2 separate regions of the Homo sapiens genome follow, and region 2 is linked to region 1. Evidence: chromatin loops called from intact Hi-C (ENCODE). Cell type or tissue: CD14-positive monocyte. All regions are shown on one strand. Each heading gives the region's core, and the rest is flanking DNA. Links, peaks and the distances in the headings are about the cores only.

What was found. Hi-C counts contacts between places; a loop is a spot of excess contacts. Peaks named below come from ENCODE experiments on the same cell type or tissue, not always from the same donor. Only the 100,000 strongest peaks of a DNase experiment are listed, where the experiment ranks them.
Region 2: a loop joins it to region 1, with 3 times the contacts of the local background. A loop is called at or near these places in 3 of 110 quality-filtered maps.

What each region holds. Positions count from the first base shown.
Region 1 is chr12:57,934,890-57,937,692 of GRCh38, reverse strand. It overlaps GIHCG (GIHCG inhibitor of miR-200b/200a/429 expression), which reads left to right and starts at 1,529. Exons shown (of 3, transcript NR_038269.1): 1 at 1,529-1,854; 2 at 2,140-2,223. RefSeq lists enhancers at 1,103-1,603, 1,604-2,104. In CD14-positive monocyte, for the core only: no CTCF peak of the experiment used is centred there; a DNase peak (open chromatin) is centred at 1,502; H3K4me3 peaks cover 1,710 bases; H3K27ac peaks cover 1,833 bases.
Region 2 is chr12:57,740,884-57,743,686 of GRCh38, reverse strand. It overlaps a transcript of AGAP2 not described here. Among named protein-coding and RNA genes, the nearest start is that of TSPAN31, 2.8 kb to the left of the region's middle. RefSeq lists enhancers at 1,727-1,786, 2,320-2,399. In CD14-positive monocyte, for the core only: a CTCF peak has its summit at 1,350; DNase peaks (open chromatin) are centred at 1,426 and 2,466; H3K4me3 peaks cover 1,617 bases; H3K27ac peaks cover 1,688 bases.

The sequences.
Region 1 (2,803 bases), core at 46-2,545:
TGGCGCCATCCCGGCTCACTGCAACCTCTGCCTCCTGGGTTCAAGCAATTCTCCTGCCTCAGTGAGCTGGGATCGCGCCACTGCACTCCAGCCTGGGCGACAGAGCAAGACAACAGCTCAAAAAAAAAAAAAATTCAGGCTGGGCGCGGGTGGCTCATGCCTGTAATCCCAGCACTTTGGGAGACCGAGGAAGGCAGATCACTTGGGATGAGGAGTTCGAGACCAGCCTGACCAACATGGTGAAACCTCATCTCTACTAAAAATACAAAAATTAGCTGGGTGTGGTGGCGCCGCCTATAATCCCAAGCTACTCAGGAGACTGAGGCAGGAGAATTGCTTGAGCCCAGGTGGTGGAGAGGTTGCAGTAAGCCGAGATCGGGCCACTACACTGCAGCCTGGGCAACACAGTAACTTTGTCTCAAAAAAAAAAAAGTTTTTTAAGTTCCAAACTAGCATATACAGTATGATTCCATTTTGAATTTGTACTTACTATAATTCATAGAAAGGGTCTGGAAGACTCCTACAAAGTATTCACATTGGTTGTCCTTAAATGGGTAGGATTTGGAGGTTTTGTGTTTTGGGGGTTTTTTTGGCCTTCATTTTCTAAAGCAAAAATAATTGCTTTTTTAATGGGAACTAAATTATTTAAAATTGTATAAATCTATCACAGTAACAAATAAATTACATATAATTGTAAAGAGTTTACCACCTGTCAGCTGTGAAAGTTGATCATATAAATCGGGTCACTTTTGTCATACCAGTTAAAGAGTGGAGAGGCCAGAGGGAAAAAACATTCAGGTCACAAATATCACTTGAAAAATATAATTCTCTACAGGCCTGGCTGCTGAAACTGCCTGCTAACACTTAAAACCAATTTAATCTAAAGGCTACTAAGACAGTCTGCTACAATTCTAAGACTAATTTTACCCACCACCGTCACTCAGCAATCAGTTTGCCAACCCCACCAAAACATTAATAGTGCCAATAAACTCTCTTGGAGACCAATACGTAACATTTCTCCTTCTTATAAAGTCTCTAACCTCTTCACTCTTCAGACATCCCGAAGACCACCCCAGTCTACATATATGCCCCAAATTACTATTTTCTTCCCAAATAAAGCATTCTAATTTCAAAGATTCATCTCTATATTCTGACTTAACAGCTTTTAACACTTAATGCTGTTTTTTAGTTGACAAATAAAAATTATATTTATAGTATAAAACATGTTTTGAAATATATATACATTGTGGAATGGTTAAATAAAGCTAACATGTACCCTTCGGCTTTTTAAAAACTAACGTCCAATTCATCCAATTCCGTGAGAGTAAAGCCTTTGCTTAGCTTTCCAGTCCTGTTAAACGGGGGGGAAACAACAAAAGGGTCCTCAGGGCCCTGCCCAACAATACGCCACATTCTGTCTAGTAAAGCCACACAGCCAGAAAACGCCAGGTGACTGGCAGGCAGATACTTCCGGAAGAAGTCGGCCCTCCGAACCCGGAAGTGAAGCGATAAGACGCACGGTGTTCTGGGAGGAGTTACGCAGGCAGGGTTGTGGTTGCTGGCTGTTACCAGGACAACCGGAGGCGATTGACCGTTATCTGCGGTTTGGAGCCGTTAGCGGGAGAGGCAGAGATATTCAGAGGTCTTTTAGGATGCGCTAAAGGGTCGTGAGGGCTCTCTTAAAATTTTCTTCACAAGCGGTTATCCAGTCGTGCCCCGCGGCCCTGCTGCTGGCCCCGGGGATCTGAGTCGTACCCTCTTGTTTTTCTCTGAGTCAGTCTTAAGGTGAAATGAAGTGTGGCCCAGTGGCTCCTCACTGTCGCTTCTCTAGTTTTCTGCCTCCTTTTAGAAAATGTAAGTTGAGAATTTCTAATTTACATCGGGATGTGTTCTAATGCGCTTGTTTTTAAAACTGTGGAAAATTTTTAAAAGAAAATAAATCTCACCAGTCATCCAGCTACCCAGAAGTAACATTTTCATGCATTACCTATTAATTTTTTTCTCTGCATATTTTTTCATAGTTGAGATAATTTAGGGAAAACCATTTTGTGTCCTTCATATATGGATGAATACAATATAATTTTGGTATTAATATCATAGCAACAAAGAAGGCATTGAAGGCTTTAAATCTGTTTACAGTGAATTGAAAAGACAGGATGAAGTGGACACAGCATGTGAAGACAATTCTTTCAAGAAGTTTGGCTGTCAAGGAAAACAGAGAATGTGAGTAGCCAAAGCAGAATGACAGTGAAAGAAAGAAATTGGGAGCCAGACAATACAGCCCGACAGTTTACGCCTGTACGGATGTACCTCTTTCACAAAAGATTGAGTATGCTTGGGGAAAAAAAATACACACTATAATAGGAGAAAATGATGAAGAGAAACTGAGGTAAAGGTAATTGGAAAACAAAATAAAGCCAGGGGTATATTAATACCCCAAAACTTCATACCAAAAGGTCCGTGTATTTACTAGAGGGGTGCCACAAATTGGGCTCTGAGGTTCCTAGCAATTAAACCAAAGGGAAAATATAAGTTTAACATGATCCGTATGAGGGAGGAGGCCTAATGGCATATTATAGAATCCTGTTACACATTAGCTGTATGAAATTGATTGGGTAATGTAAGCTCTTTAGACCTCATTTCTCCGTCTCTTAAAGAGTGGGGAGAGGAAGCAGGAGACTGTTAGACGAGTTGATCTTTTAATATCTCTTCCACTACTGACAGTCTATGATCATATAGGCCAGAGACGGCAAACTCAGATGCCTAAATTAGGGACTAAGAAAGTTTCATAAGTGAGGAAATG
Region 2 (2,803 bases), core at 137-2,636, 190 kb after region 1:
AGGTAATTAAGTTATTATCATTATTATTATTTTGAGACAGAGTCTCCCTCTGTCGCCCAGGCTGGAGTGTAGTGGCGCGATCTCAGTTCACTGCAACCTTCACCTCCCGGGTTCAAACAATTCTCCTGCCTGGCTCAGCCTCCCGAGTAGCTGGATTACAGGTGCCCGCCACCACACCCAGCTAATTTTTTTGTATTTTTAGTAGAGATGGGGTTTTGCCATGTTGGCCAGGCTGGTGGCGAACTCCTGACCTTAGGTGATCTGCCCGCCTCGGCCTCCCAAAGTGCTACGATTACAGGCGTCCGGTGGAAACAAAGTAATTAGGTCAAACTACCCGCTACCTCCTACCTCCCACCCCCTCACTCCCCACCTCCATCCCCTTCCTACCCCAAGTCCCATCTTCATTGTCTCCTTCAGTTCCTCATCTACCTTCTTTTCTTTGAGGTCCTAAATCAAGGGCAAGACAATGATATTAGAAGGGGAACTGGTTGACAAGCATTTTGGTTGTGTGGTGTAGTGAAAAGGGTATCAAAATTATAACCAATCTGGGCTTTATGTGCTTGGTAAAAAATAAAAATAAAAATGTAAAAATAAAATCAGAAGACCTAAATCCATGTCTTTGTTTCACCTCTTAATGGCTTCTCTGAGCCTTAGTTTCCTTTTATGCAAATAGGGATAAATAATCCTACTCCTCAGGGCTGTCATGAGGATAATATATATATGAAAGTATGTTGTAAACTATTAAGTGTTATAGTCATGTTAATTATTATGAAAGCGATTGGACATGGAACATGGTAGTTTTTGTCTTTTTATAGGTTACTTTCCTCCTTCATAACTGATTTTCCCCATAATCACTTGGCCTATTTATTTATTTTATTTATTTTTGACGTGGAGTTTCGCTTAGTCACCCAGGCTGGAGTGCAGTGGCGTGATCTTGGCTCACTGCAACCTCCACCTCCTGGGTTCAAGTGATTCTCCTGCCTCAGCCTCCCAAGGTGCTGGGATTACAGGCATGAGCCACCACGCCTGGCCTCACTTGGCCCTTTTAAACAGGAGGTGGCCTCAGTGGGTAGCTGCCTGAAAAAGGGTTACATCGTAAGACATAAGGATACAGGGCTCATTGGGATGTGTAGAGAGGGCAATGGGTACAAGTGTATACTAGAATGCAGGGCTGTGAGGGTAACAGACCAAATGTGCATGAATTCCTGTGAGAGTTTGAAATCCGCAGGTCATCAAGAGTTTAGGATTGCACCTCGGACCTAGCTTGCCATATTCTCCCAGAACCAACACCCATCTTAATTAGCCACCTCCCACAGGAGGCCCTGGGACACTGTTAAGATTTCTCCATCCACCTGGCTGGGAAATCATAGCAGGGACTGGCTGGCAGGGTTGATGGGCCAACACTAGAGGGGGTGGGAGGTGCAGGAGGTAGTGCTGTCCCAGGCTGTGGGTTTGAAACTCACCAGTCAGGAAGTGAGGTCGACAGACGGAAGGGCGGGCAGGGGCGGGGAGTTCTGGGCACAGCAGAAGGGGCCTTCTGAGGTTTGGGGGCTGTAGGGCCATGGGCCTCAGGGCCAGAGGTGGTTGTTAGCCTGGCAAGACAGGTCTGGGCAACATGCATGCCCAGAGGCAGTTCGTTGTAGCTGCAGTGAGAGCAGAAGTCAGACGACATGAGGTGGCCAAGCAGGCTCTAAACCGCCTCAGGAAGCTGGCAGAGAGGGTGGACGACCCCGAACTCCAGGACAGCATCCAGGCCTCATTGGACAGCATTCGAGGTAAGAGAAAGGTCAGCCCTCAACTTGGGTGTATCAGGGACTAGCAGGTGCATAGAAGGTTTAGCTGTATCATATATCAATTCCCAGTCAGCTACTTCCTAGTCCCCAAGATGGGACTCTGGGAAAGAATACATTTAGGGAGGATGGAAAAAGACATGGGAGGTATCATTCTTTCTCTTTCCCTGCTCTGATCCTTCTCCCAGGAGATCAAAATACAGGTCCCTGTTGAGCTGACCTTCTTGGCAATGAAGAAATGTGTGAGCATGGGGAAGATAGGCTGTGACAGACTCATGGTAGACTTGTTCCCTGCCTGGGGAGTCCAGAGCAGGAAGCAGTCTGGGGCAGCAGGTTCTGGGACTGGATAATGAGTTCATTCCCAGGACCCACAAAGGATCAGTGACCTCTTGTTCTCCAGCTGTAGAGAGAAACACATGCACACACATACACACACACACACACGCATGCACATTGAAGTACACCATGCAGAGAATCTCAGGCTCCCAAGCGCATACTAACTCTCACACACTATGCTCTGCAGAGCCAAAGTGCAGATAGGTCCCCAGAACTCTTCTTGGTCCCCTCTCCTCCCCTTGCTCCTGTTCCTGTCTTCCCCCCACACACCTTCCGCTCTACCTCCTTAGTGCCATTAGAGCAAGTGATGACAACACAGGGAGGAAATGCTGCCATGGCAACACCATCCGCCACATCCTCCTGCCCACCCCAGGCTTCAGTCCTGTGGTGGAGCCCTGGCAGGAACAGCTTCTCTCCATCCACAAGGCCCTACCACTGAGGAACTGGTGGAACTGGAGGTTGTTCCAGCTCGCTGTCATTCCATTCACCTCTGATGCAGCAAAGAGCTAACAAAAGCAGCCTTCTTTGCTCATGAAAGGTGTCTGGTGGAAACACTTCTTCCATCATATCCTGATCTCTTCCAGCCATTTCAGTCTTCTCCATTGTTACCTGCCTACCTGGGTGGTTGTCAAGAGATCATTCTTTCCCTCAAGGACACCTCCTGCCAGACCTCTCTG